6 separate regions of the Homo sapiens genome follow, and regions 2, 3, 4, 5 and 6 are each linked to region 1. A link is a loop called in an ENCODE intact Hi-C map of the cell type or tissue named here. Cell type or tissue: dorsolateral prefrontal cortex. All regions are shown on one strand.

Evidence for each region. Hi-C counts contacts between places; a loop is a spot of excess contacts. Peaks named below come from ENCODE experiments on the same cell type or tissue, not always from the same donor. Only the 100,000 strongest peaks of a DNase experiment are listed, where the experiment ranks them.
Region 2: a loop joins it to region 1, with 4 times the contacts of the local background. A loop is called at or near these places in 12 of 110 quality-filtered maps.
Region 3: a loop joins it to region 1, with 5 times the contacts of the local background. A loop is called at or near these places in 7 of 110 quality-filtered maps.
Region 4: it touches region 1 in a loop (4-fold over the local background); 37 of 110 quality-filtered maps call a loop at or near these places.
Region 5: it touches region 1 in a loop (2.1-fold over the local background); 2 of 110 quality-filtered maps call a loop at or near these places.
Region 6: a loop joins it to region 1, with 4 times the contacts of the local background. A loop is called at or near these places in 2 of 110 quality-filtered maps.

The regions. Positions count from the first base shown.
Region 1 is chr2:54,328,438-54,332,437 of GRCh38, forward strand. CIMIP6 (ciliary microtubule inner protein 6) reads left to right here and starts at 2,447. Exons shown (of 5, transcript NM_001100396.2): 1 at 2,447-2,564. The coding sequence starts at 2,539. In dorsolateral prefrontal cortex, a CTCF peak has its summit at 2,429; DNase peaks (open chromatin) are centred at 1,984 and 2,384; H3K4me3 peaks cover 1,928 bases; H3K27ac peaks cover 3,288 bases.
Region 2 is chr2:54,227,259-54,231,258 of GRCh38, forward strand. The region is part of intron 3 of ACYP2 (acylphosphatase 2); the gene reads left to right. Among named protein-coding and RNA genes, the nearest start is that of TSPYL6, 27 kb to the right of the region's middle. In dorsolateral prefrontal cortex, no CTCF peak of the experiment used is centred here; a DNase peak (open chromatin) is centred at 1,842; H3K27ac peaks cover 5 bases.
Region 3 is chr2:54,383,163-54,387,162 of GRCh38, forward strand. It overlaps a transcript of CIMIP6 not described here. Among named protein-coding and RNA genes, the nearest start is that of CIMIP6, 54 kb to the left of the region's middle. In dorsolateral prefrontal cortex, a CTCF peak has its summit at 1,668; a DNase peak (open chromatin) is centred at 1,689; H3K4me3 peaks cover 988 bases; H3K27ac peaks cover 3,954 bases.
Region 4 is chr2:54,204,524-54,208,523 of GRCh38, forward strand. The region is part of intron 3 of ACYP2 (acylphosphatase 2); the gene reads left to right. Among named protein-coding and RNA genes, the nearest start is that of TSPYL6, 50 kb to the right of the region's middle. In dorsolateral prefrontal cortex, a CTCF peak has its summit at 2,232 (motif pointing right); no DNase peak of the experiment used is centred here; H3K4me3 peaks cover 231 bases; H3K27ac peaks cover 1,223 bases.
Region 5 is chr2:54,658,730-54,662,729 of GRCh38, forward strand. It overlaps SPTBN1 (spectrin beta, non-erythrocytic 1), which reads left to right. Exons shown (of 36, transcript NM_003128.3): 31 at 425-537; 32 at 1,207-1,270. Among named protein-coding and RNA genes, the nearest start is that of SPTBN1-AS2, 19 kb to the right of the region's middle. In dorsolateral prefrontal cortex, a CTCF peak has its summit at 2,319; a DNase peak (open chromatin) is centred at 2,292; H3K27ac peaks cover 4,000 bases.
Region 6 is chr2:54,667,427-54,671,426 of GRCh38, forward strand. SPTBN1 (spectrin beta, non-erythrocytic 1) reads left to right here. Exons shown (of 36, transcript NM_003128.3): 35 at 178-220; 36 at 925-4,000. The coding sequence ends at 1,143. The region is part of intron 1 of SPTBN1-AS2 (SPTBN1 antisense RNA 2); the gene reads right to left. Among named protein-coding and RNA genes, the nearest start is that of SPTBN1-AS2, 11 kb to the right of the region's middle. In dorsolateral prefrontal cortex, CTCF peaks have their summits at 2,471 and 2,673; a DNase peak (open chromatin) is centred at 2,624; H3K4me3 peaks cover 350 bases; H3K27ac peaks cover 4,000 bases.

The DNA.
Region 1 (4,000 bases):
GCTTAGTTAGTAGTAAAAACCACTAATGGCAGCCCAGTGTTTTTTCTGTATAAAAAACATCAAAAGTTATTATAAAATTCATACTTTTATGCGGCACCCTGCAGAGAATGCACCAGGAATAAATAATTGGCACATTATTATACTATCAGTACTGCAATGTGATACTTTGTCTATCAGTTATATAATGCGTTCATGTATCATTGATGTTTTGGTCACAGTTTTTTGTTTTACTGTATGTCTTATGTCTCTAACTAGATTGTGACTTCCCTGTGATTGGCACAAATTCTTTCCTTTTTTTTTTTTTTTTTTTTGAGACTGAGTCTTGCTCTGTCACCCAGGCTGGAGTGCAATGGTGCAATCTTGGCTCACTGCAACCTCTGCCTCCTGGGTTCAAGTGATTCTCCTGCCTCAGCCTCCCGAGTAGCTAGGACTACAGGTGCGTGCCACCACGCCCGGCTAATTTTTGTATTTTTAGTAGAGACGGGGTTTCACTGTGTTAGCCAGGATGGTCTCGATCTCCTGACCTCACGATCTGCCCGCCTTGGCCTCCCAAAGTGCTGGGATTATAGGCGTGAGCCACTGCACCTAGCCCACAATTTCTTTTTTAAATGTTTCTCATAGCTTTTAATAAGTCCTAGACATATGCAAGCTACTTAACAGAGATTGACATAAATATATTTAAAACTAATACCATACCGCTCAAAAGAGAGGCAAATGACTCTAATCCTGTACGGATGCAGGTGAACTTGTCAGTCTGAAAGGATCAAGTTGAGAAAATGCCCTCATTTCTTTAAGCCCTGAGATTGTTCCTGAGGGTAAGTGGTTTTAGGACTTGAAGAGATTGGTGAAGGTTGAAGCAGAAATTAGGGGGAATGATGAGGGAGTTGACTAACCCTCAAGGACATGTGGCAGCATAAGCAGATCAAGTTGATCAATAAAAATAATGGCAAAGCACTTACTAAGCATCGGGCCCTGTTCTCAGTACTCTGCCTGTATTAAATCATCTACACCTCACAACAACCCTAGGTATTTTCCCCATTTTGTGGATGAAAAAAATTGAGGCTCAGAGAGGTTAGATCATTTGCCCAAGTGAACTAGCTAGTTAAGTGGTAAAGCCAGGTTTCAAACACTGACTGCTCCCAGACCCTAAGCTCCTAATCACAGTGTGATGGTTAGGATAAGACCAGATAAGCAGGTGGTGTTTAATACAATGCCTAACAAATGCCTGGTCCCCTAGTGGAAGCTCAATTGCTATTAGTTCCCCCTGCTTTCTGGTTTTCAACCCACTTGCCCCATATTTATTTACTCATCCACTCCTTACTCACCAAACACACACACACACAATGACACATTCACACACACTCCAGTCTTTAACAACGAAGTCCACACTCAGGTATTTAGGTCACTAGGTGTCAAATCTACACATATATTCTTCTTCCTGATAGGATTTCAGGTCACATACATAAAATGAGTCCTAGGACCAACCTCTGCTCTCCCATCACTCTCCAAGGTGAATGTAAACACACACACGAACACTGACTCTGGATTCCAAACATATACGTATGCATAGCCTGATATAAGGCAGAATTCAACTCTGGACTTTTCTTTTTCCGTTATCCAGGGAAATGCGTGAGTTACTATGACAGATGCCAAAGACTTTTGGCTCTGGTAGTGGAAATTGGGAGGCAATGGTGAAATGAAGTAAGAAATTCCAGGGCCAGAAGGTGGATGCAAGTCAGCAACGGCTTTTCCCAGGAGCTTGCTCTTTTTGGGTAAGTGCTACACATACAAGCCCCAACCCGCTGCCTAAGCTACCCTATTCTGAACCCCGCTCAGGCTGCAACAGATGACACACAGCAGGGAGCCTCATTTGCAGGAGATGAGTGTTCCCTTGCTCTATTTTAATCCTGGCAGCCCAGCCGGGGAAGGTTTTGTCAGAAATGGTGGAAAACAGTGACAACCAAGCTTTCTGGAGTAAAGGCTAGGCAGCTCAGGAGCAACCAATCACGACTCGCACAGTATTGTTAACAATACAAGGGAAAACAAGTATCCTTCCCGCCGGCCCGCACTTTTGCAGCCAGCTTGGGCGACCCGTGGCAGCGCTTTGACGACGACCTGCCGGGCTCCGGAGGGCGGGCACGGCGGAGACGGCAGCAGCGCTGCCCCGCAGCTCCGGAAACAGCCCTTCCCCTATCCTCAAGGACCAAATCAGTCCTGATAAACACCCCTCCTGGCCCTACAATGGGAAGGGCAAGTTCAAACGCAGGGCGTCGAGCCCACACGCCTAGAGACGCGGCCAGGCACCCCCGCCCTCCTCGCCGCGCAGTCGCGCACAGTGAGCAACAGTCCAGCACCAACCCGGCTTAACTGCGCCTGCGCACTCCAGGAGTTTCCCCCCACGCCCCTTTCCGAGGACTAGCGCCCGTCGCTTAGCAACGCGCGAGTCACAGTCGCCGCGCTTTGCGCACCCTTTTCCTGGCAGGGCTGCGTCCCTGTTCTTCCCAGGAGGCTCCTCGCTGCCTGGTGCCGTAGAGGCCCATGGAGGAAAAGGAAGATAAGCATCAGTAAGTGCTGGGGTTTGGTGTCTTATTTCCCTTTCCAAAAACTATTTTCCTCCTTCAGGGGGAGGCCGGGATCCAGCATGGACAGTCCAGGCCAAGCTCAGACAGCCCCCTTGCTTCTCTAATTTCCAGTTGGCTGAGCGCTTACAACAATAATTTTTAAAACGCACCGTTTACTGAGCACATACTGTGTGTCAGGGACTTGACTTGCATTACCGGATCTAAAATTCTTGAAGTCATCCACTCCTTCTCACAATTATTAGCAGATTCTGTAGTCTTTACCTTTAAAATTATCCAGAATCTACCACTGCTCATCACTTTCAGTACTGTGCCCACCCAGTCCCAAGTACCAGCTTCTCTTGCCGGGATGCTGCAACAGCCCTCCAGTTGGTGGCTTTGCTTTTCCCTTACCCCTCTGCAGCCTCCTCGACACAGCAGTCAGAGCTATCCGTTTACAGCCCAGGTTAGATCGCCGTTCTCCATCCGACATCGTAGAGTAAAAGCCAAGGCACCTCCAATGGCCTATGGAGTCTACACAACACGCCCCTTACCGTTTCTTGCCTCCCTCTGACAGGACTCTGCTACAGCAAACAGGCCTTTCTGCTATCATCTGCAGTGATAAAGACCAGCATCAGCAGCACCTGGTTGTTAGGAATGCAAATTTTGGGGACTTCCCACCCCCGAGACACACAGAATCAGAAACTCTATGGCTGGGGCTCAATAATCTGGCTTCAACCAAGGCATCCAGGTGATTCTGATGTACCTTAAATTGAGACTATTAATCAAGGTAGTACATACAGCTAGTTAGGAATGATGTGGAGCCAGGGATACCCTCTTCCAAAGCCTGTATTTTTGTCCCTGGAACAATGGTTCTCACACTTGAACGTGCATAAGAATCAGCGAAACAGCTGGTTAAAACACGTTCCTGGGAACCAGCCCCAGAGATTCTGAGTTTGCAGTGCTTTCTAAAAACAAGTAAACAAAAAACTAGGTACATAAAGGAAATGGGCCCCATAAATTTGTATTTCTAACAAGGTCACAATTGATGCCAATGCTGCTACTCCAGTGCCCATACTTTTAGAAGCAGTGCGCTAAGGATGGTTACACTTCTGCTGGGAAGCTTTGGCAGTTACAGTTCACTCTGCTAGAATGCTTTTCCCACAAATATGCACTTAGCTCTCTCTTCCCCTCTTTTTTCATTTGCCACCTTCACAATGCAGCCTCCACCCTACCTGAAAATGCAAACCTACCTCCTACATACATACACTCCCTTTTCCCATTCTCTATTTTATTATTGTCCTTAGCACTTAACAGACTATATAATTTACTTTTTCATCCGCCTTTCCCCATTAGAGTGTAAGCTCTATGAGGGCAGGAATTTTTGTTTTGTCACTGCTTTATCATCAGTGCCTCCAACAGCACCTGGCACGCAACTCAAT
Region 2 (4,000 bases), 100 kb before region 1:
ACCAGATTCTTATTCGAGTCTTATTTTTAAGAGTTTGAAGTCAATAACTTATTTTCTTTGTCCCTCATCTCTTTTATTCCACTTATAAAGTATGCACACTGGGCTGAACAAAGTGGCTCTCGCCTGTATCCCAGCACTTTGGGAGGTCAATGTGGGCAGATCACGAGGTCAGGAGATCGAGACCATCCTGACCAACATGGTGAAAGCCCGTCTCTACTAAAATACAAAAAATTATCCGGTTCATGGTGGCGCGTGCCTGTAGTCCCAGCTACTTGGGAGGCTGAGGCAGAGGAATCGCTTGAACCTGGAAGGCCGAGACTGCGCCACTGCACTCCACCCTGGCAACAGAGCAAGACTCCATTTCAAAAAAAAAAAAAATATGCACACTAATTCTGGCTCTCCTGCTTTTGAAGGTATCACACATATAATACTCTTTGTGATAAAGCCTTAAATTATCAGAGTGGTAATACTTTAAGGCTTTATTAATCCAAAGTAAGTTGTGATATTTTAAGGCTTTATCAATCCAAAGTATTGTTACAGATATGAATAGTGGTACCTACATTGCATAGAATAGGAACTGAATCATGTAAATCAATGCTACATCATTTGAAGTCTTGCAGGAATGGACAAGACCAGTACTCAAAGCTAACAATATTTTGGCCTGATTTTACATAACTTTCAAATCATCTTCTCAGAAAGCTAAACCCCAGCTGCTCTTCAAGATAAGCCATGATGACAGAGTAGCTATAAAAGTAGTGTCTCATAGATAAAGAGAAGTATGAACAGGTTCAGGCTGGCTGAATAATAGCCCTTTTCTCTTTGAAAGGAAATGGAAGGAATGTAGCTGTATTTGCAGGTAATGAATTTCAATCCCTTATTACTTTCTTTGGGACACATTTACTACACACTGCATTAGGAAGGAGGAATTTACATTTAAGTATGGAAGTGGATCAGAAATTAGTAGATATATAAGATCAGGCAGATCTTTATCATTGAGCAAAGGTCTAAAGATAGTAGTGCAGTCTGTAATTCTGTAAGTGGATATATTGGAACCATAACAACAGCAACAGCTAACATTTATTAAGTGCTCATTATTTATTAGATACAGTATTATGTATCATCTGTTATTCATGTGTAAGGCAGGTAGTGTCTTTATTCCCATTTTGGAGATGAAGAAATCAAGGTATACAGTAGTTAAGAAACTTACTTAAGGTCATACGATCTGTGCTAGCTTTCAGATTCAGGGAACTTGACTTCAGAAACCATACTCTTAACCAGTATGCCAAACCACCTTCTATGAATTTGAAACCACCTCCCATGAATTGATGAATTCATAATTCATCAGTTGGTGTTAATGGAAGTGGTGGAATATAGCCCTGAGGCCAAGTTCTAAATTGTTTAGGAAGTGACCCAAATACTGAGATAATCATAACAAAAAAAGAGGAGAGAAAAGAAAAAAAAGGAAGGAAGGGAGGGAGGGAGAGAAAGAAAAAGTCCATTCCAACAGGCACTGGGTATTGGATATTATGGGAGTCTCCCATAAAGTATAAGGGGCCCATAACCAGGGGACTGAGACTTCACAGTAAGGAACCCAGCCAGTAGAAACTGGGATACAGGGCAAGGAAACTTTCCAGTAACAGTGGACTGGAATAAAATCAGAGCAAAATCAGAGATAAAATAATTCAAAGTAGAGGCAGCATTTCTTGACAAAAGATTTCTTATGTTATCTCCCCTACTGAGGGCTGAAGTTGGCCCCAGAGTGAGATGCATAGTTATAAGTCAGGGTTAATGTAATAGATTCAGCTCAGAGGCAAACAGAAGCAAGGGCACCGAGCCAGGTAGGCCATTACAAAATGGCCCAACTGGGTTAGAGTTCCAGGCAAGAGACTTATTTTCCTAACTTTACTAACATTATTTCTCCATTGTGGCAGCTCCCGCTTCTGTGGGACATGGCATCATGTAGCAGTGACATTAGATACCCAAAGACTGTGGAACAGGGAGATGAAGTTTCATAACATAATTACAAAATTTAACAGCACCCTTTCACATATTTTATGGCCCAATCTATGTTGTTATTCTTTTATTATTTTTTAAGAAATGTAGTATGTTATGTAATATACTGATTGCAGAGTTCACGAAGCCATTTGGGAGATTACTGGGAGGAATAATTTGATATGAAATTATTATTTAATTATATCACTTTCTTATTCTGTCTTATACTAACTTTTGCAGAATGTATATTATTTGGAGAGCCTTGTTTGATATCCTTAACAGACAGAGTAAACATTCAAGATAGTACTTTTAGGAGAGTAGTTTGAATAGTTTTCATTTGCTAATTCCATCCTCTTTTTTCTGTGAAAGAGAAAAACAAAAACATTTTATTTTGTTTTCTTTCATGTAGTGTTTATCCATTGCCTCCATATTTTATAACAGCACCAAAGACTAGTTTTTCTGTTCTGTTTAAAGCTCATAGTTTCTTAGAACTAGTTGTAAATACTGTTAAGAGTCCCCCAAACAGTTTTTTAAGAACCTAATTTAGTTTCATTTGTACTAAGAAGCTGTTTTCTAGATGACTAACATCATATAGTGTTGTTTCCATCAAAAATATTAGTCTGGCATTTGTCATGTTCTGTCCACTAAATAGCTTTGTTATTATTGAGGTCTAAGCTCTGATTTTTTATCTTATCCAAATTCCTACCTTAGGGGTCTAGGGAGTCATGTCCTACAAACCATAAATTCTCATGAGATGGGTTTTATTTGACCCTATATATTGTGACTTACTTTTCAGTCTGACTCTGGCATAACATTATGAGACAAGGAAAAAATATTTAACCCCAAAATATATTTCCTTGTTATACCTTGAAATTGCCCTGCAAAGTTTCTTGTGGGAAAAATCCACATTCTATAGAGAATCCCCTTCCCCTTTTGTTTTCCTTCCTTTCTTTCCAGATACAGGAGTTAATCAACTAAGAGGTAGGCACCCTTTTAAGTCCCAAAAGAAACAATTTACAACCCCCGCTCTCTCTGAAGTCTGCTATCTGAGAGCTTCCTCTGCACAATAAAAGTTGGTCTCCACAATCCTTTACCTTTTTTTTGTTTCGTTTTTTGTTTTTTTGAGACGGAGTTTTGCTCTTGTTGCCCAAGCTGGAGTCCAATGGCGTGATCTCGACTCACCACAGCCTCCGCCTCTTGGGTTCAAGCAATTCTCCTGCCTCAGCCGCCCGAGTAGCTGGGCGCCACCACACCCGGCTATGCGCCTGGCCACACCCGGCTAATTTTGTATTTTTAGTAGAGACGGGGTTTCTCCATGTTGGTCAGGCTGGTCTTGAACTTCCAACCTCAGGTGATTTGCCCACCTCGGCCTCCCAAAGTGCTGGGATTACAGGCATGAGCCACTGTGCCTGCCTCAATCCTTTATCTTTAACCTGAACATTCCTTTCTGTCGATCCAAGTCTTTAGACAAACTCCACCAATTGTCAACCAGAAGATGTTGGAATTTATTTAAAGCCTGGAAGCCCCGCTTTGAGTTGTCCCACCTTTCTAAATCAAACCAATGTATTTCTTTCTTTTCTTTTTTTTTTTTTTTTTTGAGTCAAAGTCTTGCTCTTGTCCCCCAGGCTGGAGTGCAATGGCACAATCTCGGCTCACTGCAACCTCTGCCTCCCGGATTCAAGCGATTCTCTTGCCTCAGCCTCCCGAGTAGCTGGGATTACAGGCGCCTGCCACCACGCCCAGCTAATTTTTGTATTTTTAGTAGAGACGGGGTTTCACCATGTTGACCAGGCTGGTCTTAAACTCCTGACCTCAGGTGATCTGCCTGCCTCGGCCTCCCAAAGTGCTGGGATTACAAATGTGGAGCCACCGCGCCCGGCCAAACCAATGTGTTTCTTAAATGTATTTGATTAATGTCTCATGCCTTCCTAAAATACATGACAACAAGCTGTACCCTGACCACCTTGGGCACACGTTCTCAGGACCTCCTGAGAGCTGTGTCACAGGC
Region 3 (4,000 bases), 55 kb after region 1:
ACTGAGACCTTCTGCCTACAGTCATGAGTCCTCTTGGAAGAGAATCTTCCCATCTCATTCAAGCCTTCAGATGACCATGGCATGGGCAAACTTTGATTGCAGTCTCATGACAGACCCAGAGCCAGAACCATCCAGTTAAGCTGCTGTTGAATTCCTGATCCCATCTAAATCATGTTAATACCTGTCATAAACAGATAACTAACAGATTAATAAGCAGCTTATATACAGGCTTAGCTACAAATCATTCCATATAATGTTTTACACAAACTGTTTTTTCCTAGTTTTGTGTTGAAGTGAATGAAGCTCTAGAAAGCCAAAGGACAGAAGGAGCCAGGACCTCTGAGTCATTTGGAGGAGTGCTACCCTAGAAAGCCACCCCTATCATGTTAAACCACAAATTTGGGACTTGTTTGCTATAGTAGATAGTGCTAATTCTATGTAATATACTCTCGTTTTTACTTCTCATAGCATTTATTGTTCTCTACCATAAATAATTATTCGCGTAAATATATTTTTTCATTTTAGTCTATTAGTTGCTTTAAAAAAAAAAAAACTACATTGCCATGGTTTGACTGTGTCCTCCAAAAGCATGTGTTGGAAACTTAATTGCCATTGTAACAGTATTAAGAGGTGGGACCTTTCAGAGGTGAGTAGGACATGAGGGCTCTGCCTGCATGAATGGATTAATGCTGTTATTTCAGGAGCGATTTTCTTATAAAAGGACAAGGTAGGCCCCCTTCACACTCTCTCTGTTGCACACTCTCTTGGCTGTCTGCCTTCTGACATGGGATGACACAGCAAGAAGGCCCTCCCCAGGTGCAACCCCTCCATCTTGGACTTCTCAGCTTCTAGAACTATGAGCCAAATACATTTCATTTCTTTATAAATTACCCAGTCTTTGGTATTCTGTTATAGCAGCACAAACCGGACTAAGACAAACATGAAATGAGAAATTACAAGACGCCTGGTGGTATGTGCTTTGCCAATGTATCTCAATTAATTCTCGCAATAAACCTCTCAAGTAAATACTATTATTACTCTGATTTTTCAGATGTGAAATATGGGCCTGGGAGAGGTAAAGTGACTTGCTCATAGCCCAGAAGAGGCCAAGCTGACAAATCTGATGATTCCTAAAGTCACGTCCTTAGCCACTCTGACATGCTCCCTCCCAGTTAGCCTTGCATCTCACATGGTGCCTAACAAAGTGTCTTACGTACAGTTGTTGGTTAATTTATGTCAGTGACTGCATGAATAAGTGAATGAAGAAACAGCAATATGTTAAAAGGGGAAATGTCATAAAAGGTCACAAAGAATCAAAAAATCCTGTTGCTCTCCAATATTTTTTCCCTCATACAAATGGCCCTTTTTACTTGTATGTCTTTGAACTTTAGGGTGCCAGTGGCTAGAACACATAAAGAGACTCATTCACTGGATGGAAAGCATGCTTAGAGAATACTAAGAAATTCTTCATAATGTCTACTTTTAGATCAAGAGCCTCAAGTGCTTCAGGACATCAAACAAATTTAGAACTTTTCTGAAAAGCCGATTCATTAAGGAAAGCTGCTGAAATCTACAGGCACCTTTTAAGGAGAGGACAGGGACATAGCGATGGGTGCCGTTTCACTAGAAACCTGTGCCCATTCACGGCCAGGCGGGGAGACTCAGAGCATGACAAAGGCTTAATTGTTCTCGCCAGAACAACATGGTAATGGAGTGAAAGAGTGGGTGCCCTGTGTACCGAGGAAAAAAGGCAGTAAATGAGTCCCTGGCAGCACCACAGCAGGTCAGCCTTAACAAAGATGGGGACGGCACTCTCTGCCAGAAAACCAGTCTCAGCAAACTTGCTGAGTTAAAACTATCAGATTTAAGCTAAAAACAACTATATTTCCAAAATATGCAGCCTGTGCACCATGGGAAAAGGAAGACTATCCGTACCTAGGGAGTAGATAAGTAATAAATAGTCTCATACTCTTTTAAGGAGAGCAATGCCCCAGGCTTCCTTTCTGATTTGCTCAGAATTGGCATTAGTCTTAAGTCATCACCCTGTCTCCACTTCAGGTTCACATTTATGTCTGTTCCAATTCTCCACAAAGAAAGCTTAAACTTTCCTTACTGAAAACTTTTTTTTTTCCTGAAATGAAAAATATTGTACTTCAACATTTAACTTTGGGGACTGAAGCAGAAGGAAAGAGACATTTGTTTCCCATGCTCACTTTTGTTTGTTTGTTTGTTTTTGACAGGGTCTTGCTCTGTTGCCTAGGCTGGAATGCAGTGATGCAAACATAGCTCACTGCAGCCTTGACCTCCTGGGCTCAAGCAATCCTCCTGCCTCAGCCTCCTGTGTAGCTGGAACCACAGGCGTGGGCCACTATGACTGGCTAATATTTTGGTTTTTTTGGTAGACATAGGGTTTCACCATATTGCTCAGACTGGTCTTTAACTCCTGAGCTCAACTGCCTTGGCCTCCCTGAGTGCTGGGATTACAGGTGTTAGCCACCATGCCTGGCTAATTTTACTTTTTTAATGTTAGAGGAGTTCATCAAGGTGACGATTATGACCACTTGGATCTTTGGGTTTTTTTTTCTATTATTGTTTCAAATAAGTTAAATATTTTTAAAAACTTTTGTAACTATAAATCTCCACCCCCAAACAACAGTTATTTTTCCCATAAACAAAACCCTTACTTCTCAGGGGAAAGTCCATTCCGTATGTGTTCCTTGGAGTAGAATATTATAGAACACCTTCACAAAACAAGAAAAGACCCCAGATTATTAGAGTTTTTTAAATTTTAGTATTGCTTAAAGTGGCATAACCATGTAATATTATTTTAAATAGATCACTGATTTCCAACTGAGGGTGATTGCCCCCCAGAGGACATTTGGCAATGTCTAGAAACATTTTTGGTTCTCATCACTGGTCGGGGATGGGGGAGGGTTGTGCCTAGTGGATAGAGGCTGGGGAGCCTGCTGCTAAGTATCCTACAGTGCATAGGACAGTCCCCACAACAAAGAATTAACTGGCCCAAAATGTCAGTGGTGCCCAGTTTGAGAAACCCTGACATAGATATAATGACTCTGTTATAGAATATACAGAAGAAGTTCACACTGAAGTTATGCTCAATAAGATGTTGGCAGGGGAAATCATTTTTTCACTGGTTGGATGACATACCAAGTGTGAGGTTGAAAATGGCCAGATTTGGGGGCACAAGTTTGTGCCCTTTCTTCTTGGACGTGCAAGGTACTTGATAAACACTGAAACAGAACTGAATCGATCCTTGATCCTATTTTCCTTTATCTAATATTTGTTGAATCTCTGCTATGCTATCAGATACATAAGGTTTTTGGGTTTTGTTGTTTTGTTTTCATAGCTCACTGCACCCTTGAACTCCTGGGCTCAAGCAATCCTCCCGCCTTTACCTCCTGAGTAAGTGGGACTACAGGCCCACTTTTAGAGACAGGGTCTTGCTATGTTACCCAGGCTGGTCTTGAACTCCTGAACCCAAGCAATCCTCCTGCCTCAGCCTCCCAAAGTGCTGGGATTACAAGTGTGAGCCATCACAATGACTAAACACAGCTTTTAAGACAGATGGTGCCTCAACCATAAGCACACCTGTTCTTTATCGGAAAGAAAAGGGCCCAGGCCATGTCTAAATACTGCAATCAGTATTTTGGTCAGGCTATGTCTCTGGAGAGCTAAAATGAAATGAGAACGAAACTGAAATGTTAAGGTACTTTTATACTAAATGTACATAAAATTAATTTCCAGTATGGGCGATTTTGTTGTGCTGTAATTATAAATAAATGTCTACCCCTTTAGGAAAGCCAAAGCCTAAAAGGGCACCAATTCAGGGGACTTACTGAAGCTAAACAAGCCAAGCAAGTTAGATTTTAGGCCTGGGACATGGGTGGGAGGGCTTCTGGTACTTTCACTTTATAATATAATGTCTAACTTGTCCCCACCCTAACCAGTTGTCTCAGGACAGGAGGTGCTCTGGGACTTC
Region 4 (4,000 bases), 120 kb before region 1:
AGGTCCGATGCCAGTTGTCATTATTTTGCTTTTATAAGTAAATATCCTGTTCTTGCTGTCTTGAAGCCTAAAAGACTTGTTCTTTCTAGTTGGAGTTTAAAACTTCACCATAAAAATGTGAAGAATGTGTCTTTTATTTCCCTTATAACTGCCTGGCATTCGGTGAGCTCCTTTGATCTAAAAAACTCAATTCTTTCTTCACTTCAGGGTTTTCCTATTTGATTATTGCTTCTGCTCTTTTCTCTCTTGCTGGAAATGCTATTTGCTTATTAGGCCTCCTGAATCTGTCCTGTATGCCTGTTATATTTTCACCACTGATTGACATTTCATTATTTCTGCTTTGTGATGTGATAGTTCCTTTGCTTCATATTCCAGTTTACTAGTTTGGTTTTTAATACCAGCCATTCATTTTACATCCTTTTGGAACTTAAGCCCCAGAGTTCATGTTTCTCATAGGCACCTTCTCCTTGAGTTTTCGTAGTTATTCTCCTTGTGTATCCCCTTAAACATTCTTATTACATTTTTATTGTTTCTTCCATTAATTTGGCTTTTGTAAAAGTTGCCTATCTCTCCATTCTGGTTTCCCTCCTTTGAATTGCTAAGTCCCTTAAATGTCTACAAAGTTTCTTTGCTTTGTTAGGTCAGGGAGTATGTATTCTCAAGCACCTGCATAGGCATGGTGGGTAAAGTCTGTGAGGCCATGGTGGATATTGCCAGTAACCCATGGGAGCTGGTCTAAAAAATTCTGAGACAGCATCTGGGCCTAGAGAGGGAACCACCAGAAAAAGCAGTCAGCATCTGAGATGATGCCCGGAGAGAAGCAGATAGACCATCTGCAAGGAAGAGAAGGCTTGGTTTCTTAGAGGGTGACCTACTGTTTTCTGTTCTTGTCCTTGGTTTCTCACAAAACCTTTGCATATCCTCTTATGACATCAGTATACATTCTCCTCTCCCCGCCTACTCCTATTATACATCTACCCTTCACCTCTTTGAGATGGCTTGAGTTGATCTGTCTTCCCAGATGAGGCAGCAGTCACATCCTGTTGCTGTGAGGTATTTTCAGCTCTTCCACAAAGGGCCTAGATGGTAAAGACCCATCTCTTCAAAATTCTTTCTATAGTGACTTAGATTTACCTTCCCAAGTATCTCCTTTTTACCAATGTCTTCCAAATATTTTCATTCCTTTATAAATCCCTTTTCTGAAATACTCCTCCCCTCTACCCCTCTGAAGTTCAACTTTCTTCTCAGAGCCTTTAGTCTACACAGATTTACCAGAGTGTTTGCATAATTGGGTCAGGATATTCATCTGCAGCTAATTTTGCACTTTTAATGTGATACAAGCTTTGGTTTAGGGTTAATTTGTATCAATAATTATGAATAATGTACTTATCAAACATAAATTCCTTTTTTGAGTGTATATATTTCCTGGATATTTATGGCCATGTTCTCTTTAATAATTCCTATATTTATCATTCTAATTTACTTCTATTGCCTAGTCCAAGGATCATTCTGCCTAGTACTGATTCTGCCTAGTACTGATGCATTCTTTTGAGAAGGAATAAAGTTACTGCATTATTTTAATGTAAGCTTGCTTTTTGATGGGGCATGCACACTGCCTCCTCACCCTCTTATACCTGAAACTTTCCATATTTTTGTTAATTCCCCTGTCCTTGAAGACATTTGGATTTTAAGTTTGGGGCCTTGGGCTCAGTATATCGTTGTAATTTATTTGTTTGCAAATAATTTTCTTAAATATTCATAATGAATGACATTGTGCATTAGAGGCAGATACCATGAATTGTAATTTAGATCTGTTATTTACCACCATTGCTGGTCGTGCTTGGAAAACTACTTTGAATTATTCTCCTATCCACTTAAAATTTATTTTCAAGTCCTGTGATTCTAAAATGCTTTTATTCAGATTATGTTATCATATGTTCTTGTTTAATTAGGTTGCCTGTCACTTTGCTAAAGGTCTAATTAGAAACGATATCTCTATTGTGTTTGATTCAGAATGAATGTACTAAAAGGCACTTTGAAAATAAGATAATGTCCTCGATGATGATATCCTTTATTTATGCCAGGTGCCTATTAGTATTTTGTAAACTCTCCATTTCACTTTAGCTCAATCTAATCCTCTTTGTGATTTTTTTCCATAATTGTAGAGTAAATAAAATTCACCTACTGGCTCCAAAATGTAATTTAGAAATGCAAACTAAATGTTCCCCTGTAGGGGGTGCAATCTGTTTTAAACTCTCAATATGTGTAATGAAAGCTATAAACCATAGAGGGAACTTTCGTGGGTTCCATCCATATTGTTCGGGGCAGGCTTTTTGAGTGATTTGAAAACTTTGTAAATTTGATGGTAGCCAATGTTTTTCTCAAGTTATAAAATTTACATAATATTAGGATGAATGCAGTACATTTATTTTTTTGTTATGATTTGGGGCATTGTATTAGAGTTCTCTAGAGAAGCAGAACCAATTGTGTGTGTGTGTATATGTGTGCATGTACATGTATATATATGTATATATGTAGAGGGAAAGTATGTGTCTGTATATATGTTTATATAGATATCTATATATAGATATATAGGTATATATATGCCTATATCTCAAGTTATTATATGTACATATATACAACATGTATATGTGTGTGTGTGTGTGTGTGTGTGTGTGTGTGTATAAAGAGAATGTGAGGAAATGGCTCATGCAATTATGATGGTGGGCAAGTTGGAATTTGTAGGGAAGGCTGGCAGGCTAGAAATTCAAGTAAGAGTTGATATTGTAGTCTTGATTCTGAAGCCTGGAAATGGTTAGAACTTCTATGTTGTAGTCTGGAGGCAGAATTTCCTCTCTCAGAAGCCTCAGTCTTTGTTCTTTAAGTTCTTCAATTGGTTGGGTGACACCCACCCACATTATGGAGGGTAATTTGCTTTACTTAAATTCAACTGATTGTAAATGTTAATCATATCTACAAAATACTTTTACAGCAACTTCTAGACTAAAATTTGACCAAACAATTAAGCACCATAGTCTAGCCAAGTTGACACATAAAATGTAACATCACAGGCCTCTTGCATATGTTATTGTCAGTAAGCCAAATTAAAGATAATGGTAGCTAGCATTTTTACTAACTTGGATTCAATATTTAGTGCAACTCTGCAGTAATAAAGATGTGAATTATACTGTAGCACTCCAAAATTGAGTGAATAGGACATGAAACAAAAGCCATGAACCATGATTCTTATCAGTTTGGATTTTTTCCAGAACATTTTTTGAGTCGGTCTTCTGCAATGGTATTGTTCTAGTTTGTTCTTTGAAACTCAGCTTTCAAGTTCTGTGTGTGCATTCAATATTGGGCAATTTTGAACGCATACTTAGAAGAGCGGCCAAAATGTAGATTAGAGAGAGAAGGTCAAACAACTTCTCATCCTGTGCAATTTCTGCAATCCTAAGCCTGTTATAACACAGAGTGTTCCAGGACCTCCCACAGATCCATGAAATGTATTCTCTGGGTTATGGTCTGCATGTGATTTGCTGTTCCTTGATGTCAAGCTTGCTGTTCATCTGACCCTCAAGATCCAGTCAGAGTCTTCAGTCACACTCACCCTCTAATTTTTTTGTATGTGTGTCACCAAGTTTTTGTCTTCTGTAATTCAGTTCACACTAAAAAAAAAAAAACTTTTTATTTCCCCCCTATATCCCTAAAGTGGTTCTTCCTCTTTCCCTCCCCTCTTCTTCCCTCTGTCTCTCTGATTTCTCAGTTTGATCCTGATGTGAATAACATACTACCCTTAGTCTTACATTTCTAATTTTTACTTTCTGTGGGAAACTTCCATCTATGTTTTTCTTTTTTCTTTTTTAAATCCTTAGCATAGTAAATGGAGGTTTGTTGTGTGGGTGTGGGAGCCGGGGGTGCAGGGGGTGGGATGTTTCTTTTTAATTGTTAGAGCTTGATCTCTACATGACTTTCCATTAGCTTGGAATCATGTGACTCC
Region 5 (4,000 bases), 330 kb after region 1:
GGCTGAACACAGATCCCCACCACAGCACAAGCGGCTTCCTTGAGAATTATTGCAGCTCTGTCCCTGGTGTTTGTCTGAGCTCTCCTGGGGAGTCCAGCATGAACCCTCAGGCTCAGGTACTTTTCTCCTCAGCAGAGTTGAGAGTTGCATAGTTACTTTAGAAATTAAACCCAAGCTCCCAGGGGTCCTACAAACAACTCACAGGAATTTTGCCAGCCCATGGAATAGACTATTTCCTGTAGTTTTAGGTTGTAGCTGCAGTTCCTGTGAACCTAATTCCATTTGGCTCAGGATGTTAGAGCTTCTTGTCCAGTGTGGTCCAGTTTAGCAAACTAGACAGGAGGACTTCCTGGGTTCCTAGAACCTTTTTCTGAAAAGAGGCAGAGTTTGGGACTCTACCAAACATCACTCTATTTTCTCTTAGTTGGAGTTACTGGAAGTGCGCAGACAGCAAGAGGAAGAGGAGAGGAAGAGGCGGCCGCCTTCTCCCGAGCCGAGCACGAAGGTTTCAGAGGAAGCCGAGTCCCAGCAGCAGTGGTGAGTCCCAGCAGCTCCAGAGGCTGGACCCTTAGCCTCGGTGGCCAATGAGGTTTATGGGGCATCTTTCTGAAGCCTTGCATTGCTAGGCCTAACCACATGCCCTGCCTACTGATTGCTTCCATAGACTGTTTAAAGGCTGTACAGTTATCCCTAAATAACCTTGGAGGGCACTGATTTGTCCACAGTCACATAGGTATGTAGGTGGCAGAAGTAGAATGTAGACAGTGCCCTTTCTCATCCTGTGTGCACACACACAGGATGCTCAGAACTTCCATATGATTAAATGCATGGAGTGAACTGCCCAGATTTTAGGCCAGTGATTTTGTGGTGATGCGTTTTTTGAGAGTTCTAAGTAACTTCACACAGAGGGCAGCAATTATTCTCTACTTCCAAAGGGCTAATTATTTTGCTATGGTAAGAGTTCCATGGCAACCTCTAATGCTGCCTTTATGTGGTGGAGCGGGGCATAGGGCATTCCTGTAGTCGTATTTTTCTGTCTAGAGTCTATTTAAAACACTTGGAAGTTTCAGATTTAAAAAGAATTAAATTATGTGAAAAGGTTGCACGTAATAAAATTGAGTGATGATGTTCTCCCACCCTTTCTTACTGTTTCCTCTTTCTCCTCTTCTTCCTTTCCCTTCCTCCTTTTCCCCTCTTCCCTAACAGGGATACTTCAAAAGGAGAACAAGTTTCCCAAAACGGTTTGCCAGCTGAACAGGGATCTCCACGGGTTAGTTACCGCTCTCAAACCTACCAAAACTACAAAAACTTTAATAGCAGACGGACAGCCAGTGACCAGCCATGGTCTGGACTGTGAAGTTCACTACCATTTGTCAAGAATCACCCTTTCCAAATCCTCTGGGTTTTGACTTTTTGGCTTCCACTTCACCCAAAATGTTAAAATTTTTACTTAATTCATAGCCTTCCTTGGTTTCATATTTGTTTGCATTTAATTCATGTTTGAGTCTCTTAACTGATGGATGCCCACTTGCCTTAAAGCAGCATACTTATTTTTTGTTTATTTATTGTGAGCTTTTTACTTTATTAAGATTTTACAGCGAAACCCTTACATGAGTAATTGAAATGAAATTAAATGAGATTACAGCATAATGAAGAAGAAAACTAGAATCTAACAGGTATGACACATTCAGTTATTCTAACAGGGCACAGTACTGTGCTATATGTAGCCGCCTTTACAGATGTTATTAACCTATAGTAGTTTACTATTAACTAGGAAGACTGGTGTATGAGGAGGGAGACATTCTGTAATAAGATTAAAACCTAAAGTCAGCTGTGTAACATTCCATGAAAGATGCATTCATTTATTGAAGATGACAAAAAAGGGAGTCAGATATATTCTGGAAGCTATTTTAATTTTAGGCACACAATCTCATACATTTTGAGACCCTTGGGTCATTTATTACTTTTTACAAACTAGTTCCTCTCTTTTTTTCTGCCAAGTCCTGAATTGAAAACTGTAGGCTTCCTTGCACAGATGTTGCAGCCAGCCTCAGGAGTAAAGTGCCCGCTGACTGCTGCCGCCACCTCTGTCTCGCTCCCTGTCAGTGCTGCTGGCACGTGGGACGCGGCAGGTGACAGCCGTTCTCAGCATGTTTTAGAAGCTTGCCTCACAGACTTCCATGCCTCTCCATTCAGCCGATGACTTCAGGGTGTCAAACTGTTTTAATTTTTCAAACAAATGGAACAGAAGCCATTGTGGTTCATCCTGATTACTTGAACGTTGCACTTGGTGGACCGTGCCTGGGAGCGCTCGCATGCCCCCTGGCTTCAGAAGTCATGTCAGTGTCTCTGTAGACAAACTCCACTGTACATCTTGGATTAATCTTCTGATTCATTGTTCATTTTCTCAAGACTTTTTGTGGAATTCTCTGATAAAGGAAGCTTTTAGGATGGTATCTATCAGGCCACCAGCAGGAATTGAAAATGTTTTCACAAAAATCCTTTTCCTTAGAAATAAAAGCTGGTGACAGAGATGGTTTCCTTGTACCGATAAAAACAAAACCAAATCCATATTATACATCAAAACCTTGTGAGACATTCACTTGCTCTTTTGCCATATTTAGATGTGTCAGTGGAATCAGAAACCTGTTTTGATATGTGTTCTCTATGAGTTAAGTCTGATTTGTCTTTTTATTTCATGATGCATGTCTTTTTTTTCTTTTGTCAGGATAACGTCATATAGCATCTTGTTTGTTTTTCCTTATCTCTATGTACATATCTATCTACTTCTGACTGTAGATGGGTATATAGATAGATGCCAAGCTTCTTATGTTCTGGGGGTAGTATGCATCATTATTGGGTCTCTGCCTTAAAACACATCAAAATTCATTTTAGACAAAAAAACTTCTGCTTTGTCTTTGGTCATTAGGGAGCTCTAATGTGTGTTTGTGGCTCCAAGTTACATTTTGTGTTTCATTGATCTATATGTATATATGTGATGTTTTCATATATATATGTGTGTGTGTTTAAATTTTGTATCATCAGGACTGACACCCAATTTGACACTTTTTGTATCTAGAAGACCCTCCAAAAAAGGAACCACATAAGCACACAAGAAAAGAGTGCTATGATGTTCTTAGCATTTGCTATCATGCCTATTTTTATCTAGATTTTTAAATGTAGCTTGTCATAACAAAATTTTAATTACAATTGGCTTGTATGAGAAGAAAAAGTATTTTTATTGTTTTGAGTGATGACGCAGAGACTCAGTGAACTTGAAAATAGCATTGCTTCGTGCACTTTGAATACCAATCAGGTGTTTTCTGTGCTACTAGTTGTCACGTTGCATTCATGTTCACCTCCTGATTTAAGTATCTCGGGTGTGCCCAGCCACTAAAGCACTCTGGACTAATCGCTAAAGAGAAGCAACGTGGGGGGTGGGGTTGCGAGGGATGTGTTCACATGTACCCATCATTTGATCATAGCACTGTGATTGCTTTTGATGTGTGTCTCTAGTGGTGTGCTGTCTGTTGGCATGCTTAAAGCACATGTCCATTAAAATTCATTTTGTTCCTTTTATTTTCCTTGTTTTCTTGGTTAGTGATTCATTTGCATAAACATTAATGATCTCTGCATACTGGTTTGGGGTTTTCTCTTTCCTTCTAACTCTAAAGAAAAAATTTTTGCTGCAGAATTATCCTCAGAAGAGGCTTCCCTGGCCTTCATCTACCTTGCAGTCTGACCAAGTATGATAAATTTTAGCCGTTTTCAAGGAAACATCTCTCTACCCAGGTCATTGCTGTCACTAGCAGCTTTCAAGTCAAACCTGCAGCACTAAATTTTTTTTTATCCTGGTTTCTCTACATACTAACCCCATGTCTCTCTGGACTCACACCTGGCTCAGGCCTTCCAGACCAAACTCATACTTCCTCCTCACCAGAAGTTTCCGAATCTCACACTAGAGAAGATTTGTCACCTTTAAAGTCCACTCACATTATTT
Region 6 (4,000 bases), 340 kb after region 1:
TCCAGGGGTCTGTTGCTGGGCCTGGGCGGGTCCCCAGGCTTGGTGGTGACATATGTAGGTTGACGCTTCTGTTGTGACTCCTGTGGTCTACTTCTGTCCTGCATGGGATATGGGAGTTGGGGGATTTTTATTTCTCTGTAATTAAGTGGTGACTAACTTTCTTCCTTGAAATTACAGACTAAATGATGGCAATGAGTACCTCTTCCAAGCCAAAGACGATGTAAGTTTCTAAATGTTATTTCTCTCCACTACTTAGGAGTTTGCAAGTGTTTGTGTGATGATGGGCTTTATTCAGAAAGTTCTTCATGTAAATGATGATCAGTGATGGTTTCTATCACTGGGCTCCAGTCACCAGCACTAGAAGGTGTTTGGTTCTGTCTCTAGAAGGCAGTGAATATGATCTCACTGTCCCTTTGCCGAGGCAGGATCCCTTAAAGTCGATGGAATCTTTGCCTGTCCCCTCCCAGGGATGAGGCATAGTGAGGTGGTCCCAGGACTGGTTGTGGATCATGATGGGACCCCCGCTGCACCCTTCGCCAGCAGCCAGCTGTTTAATGGGTGTGTACCTCACCTCAAGGAAAGAGAGAGTCCATTGATGGAAAAACAACACCTGTAATGCTTTAAATGTGAAAAAGCACCTTCTAGGGTGGGATCTGACCACCTCACAGATTGAGACTGGTCTTCCAGCTGTTACAAGTTTGTAGGGCCACATACTAGGGTGATGAGTAGAACTGAATTCTCATGAGAAGCTGAACCAGGTTCCCTCTCCTGTACTGATAAGGCAGAGGTGCATTTGGGGACAGTGCCCAGAAGTGACTCTGCTTACCCCTCAGTTGGCCAGATGCGCCATTCCCAAGCCTTGGAGCCAGAACCCCTCATGCCTACTCTTAGTTGAGTCTCACCTGTGTCCCTTCCTCTGTCCAGGAGGAAATGAACACATGGATCCAGGCTATCTCTTCCGCCATCTCCTCTGATAAACACGAGGTGTCTGCCAGCACCCAGAGCACGCCAGCATCCAGCCGCGCGCAGACCCTCCCCACCAGCGTCGTCACCATCACCAGCGAGTCCAGTCCCGGCAAGCGGGAAAAGGACAAAGAGAAAGACAAAGAGAAGCGGTTCAGCCTTTTTGGCAAAAAGAAATGAACTCCTTTCCTTCACCTCCTGCCCTTCTCTTACCTTTTCAGTGAAATTCCAGCATGCAAGCTCAGAACCAACACATTACTCTCTGTGCCTAATGTTCCTCAATGTGGTTGATTTTTTTTTTTTTTTAATTTATAGAGCATTTCGGGGGGGGTGGGGGAAACACACCTAAACACTTTATCTCCAAGTTACAAAAGTTTGAGGTGCAGAGGGAAGGCCAGATTTTTTTTTTAATGAAATTATATAGATTAGATCTCAGTATTTAAACTGTTCCTCAATTTTGTGAGGCTGTGTTGGAAATAACCCGCCTCTAGTGCTGTTGGTATGCAAGGCAGCGGTGCTTAATCAATATTTCCTGTGCTCACCAGAGGCAAAATGTACCAATATCCTGACACCATTCTCTCTCCATTTACTTCTGGTGGTTACCCTGACTCTTGACTCTTAGAAGTGCCCGAGATGGGGCTAACCTTTATTAAACAGATCGCATATTATGATCTTGCTGCAGCCACAGTGCAGCTCCACATTAACTCTACAGACCAAACCATTTGTATCTGGCATCACTTACTAACACACGACATGCGGCTTTTCTGCATCAACTGCTATGACGGTTAAGAATGTCAGTATACAAGAAGGAATAGAAAACTGATACTGTTTTAAATAATCTGTAATTTCAATTTTTTTTTTTTGCTGAAATACATTATATTGTACGTTTGAGATAATTCTAGTACAAAGTATAATAAAACTAGATGTATAATAAACCCTTTAAATCATTGGTAAGTGTACAAGTGGTGGAACTGAAGCATTTACTGGACAAAGTAATGTTACTCTAATGGTTACTTGCTCGTGCGTTGCCACACTGTGTTATAATTTGCTTCATTTCCTTGCTATTTGATACATAGTGTGCATTTCTCTGTCACTGTAACTATTGTAATGACAAATTTTCATCTTACTGCACAATCAAAATGACATTGATAGGAATGAACTCCAGAGGCTGGGCCTGAACAGGGAGGTGGTCGCTCAGGCCTGGTGCTCAGTCGTACGACCTGTACCTCTCAACTTTTGCCCTATCTGTTAAATATATGCTATGTCATTAAATGCTTTTAAATCTAGCACGGTGACTAGTTGTTGTTCTTCCTCTGCTGCGTGTGCATGCCCAGTAGGGAAACTGCAAAGGGAGAAATGACAAACAAGAAACATTTTACAACCAGTCTGGGCTCACTTTTGCATTTTTTATGCATGTCTGGTGCACAAGCTTTGAAAACTACAGCAAACAGTAATAAATGTGACTGTTTTGTAGTTATACATTCAGGCTTTATCTTTTATTTATGAAAAAGTTACCAGAGCACTTGTGAAACCTGAACTCTGAGATAGGGGTTGGCAAATTTGTTCTGTAAAGGGACAGAGATAGTAAATATTTTAGGCTTTGTAGGCCGTAACTGTCTCTGTTGCTCAATTCTGCTGTTGCGTAATACAAAGGCAGCCATTGACGGTATGTGAATGCCTGGGCATGGCTGTGTTCCAGTAAAACTATTTAAGGACATAAATTTGAATTTCATATAACTTTGACATGCCATACAATATTTTGATTTTCTTAATGATTTCAAAATGTAAAGTCTATTTTATACAGATCAGACCAAAAAGAAGAAAAAAAAAAAACAGGCAAGAGGTTAGGTTTGGCCCATGGGCCATAGTTTGCTGACTTCAGCATAGAGTCGTGGGTTATTTACAAGTGACATACTTTTCCTGGGTTATCTGGGTATGTTGACTCCATGCCACTTGCATAAAGCAGCAATGGATATTAGTATTATGGATGTCCAGTAAGTTATTCCACAAAGACCATGCCTAAGGTGGCATCAGCCCTGGGCTCCACAGCTGCGTGGCATCAAAGCTTTCTCTTAACTCTCTTACCTCTAGGCAAACTGAGACCTCACCATCCTCTCCCCTGCTTCCCACGACAGTCCTTTGCCCTTGCCATGCTCAGGGTTGGAATCAAGTTGTTCTATTCTCAACAGACCAAAATGTTTAGTTAAGGCAAAGTATCTTGGAAACAATTGTGATTAATTACAGTCTTGTACTCTTGACAAAGCTGTGCAGATGGCAATAAGTTCATACCAGCAATCCTGGAGTCCCATAATAAATACGTACATGTGGAACATCGTGCACATAATTTCAACAGTTCGCAGATCTGTAGTTATGAAGCCAGGGTTTGGTGGTATTTGCTCTCTCTTGGTGCATTTGATAAGGATCCACTGAGGCCTGAATGTGGAAGATGATGGGCAGCGAGAGGAGCGTCAGAAGACCCCAGTCAAGACGTGTTCGCCATCAGAGGTTACAGGCCGCACAGCCTGATGAGCTTCAAGCCTGGCAGGGTAAATAGTTTTTGGGTTTTTTGTTTTTTTTTTATTCTTCCACTATCATGTTTTTTGAGGATTTTGCATATTTCTTGTTGCCATAATGCTGTGCTATTTTACCCTGATTTTCAGTGATACAATATGGGTGACAATACTGGCCCCTCCATAAATCTGAAGAGTAAGAAGTAGTGAAAATAAGGCTTAGGATATGAAATGGCGTTGTCACTTGAATCAAGGCCACTTTTTGTCCTACTTGAGCATCTCAAGTTGGGATGCATCTTCTGATGGCACTTCCGGAACTGGCTGTGGTTTTTTTGGGTGTACCGAGAGTGCCAGTGACTGTGCTTCTTACAATTCCTGGCATCTTGAGTAGGTGAAACACTGTATCAGACTGGGTGATGGGCACATTGTCATTTCACCAAGTTCCTGGAACTGTTAGAATTGCTTGTGTATGGGGATCCTATGTTAGTTCCCCTGGATACATTGTTTTATCAGTCGGAATTCTTAAA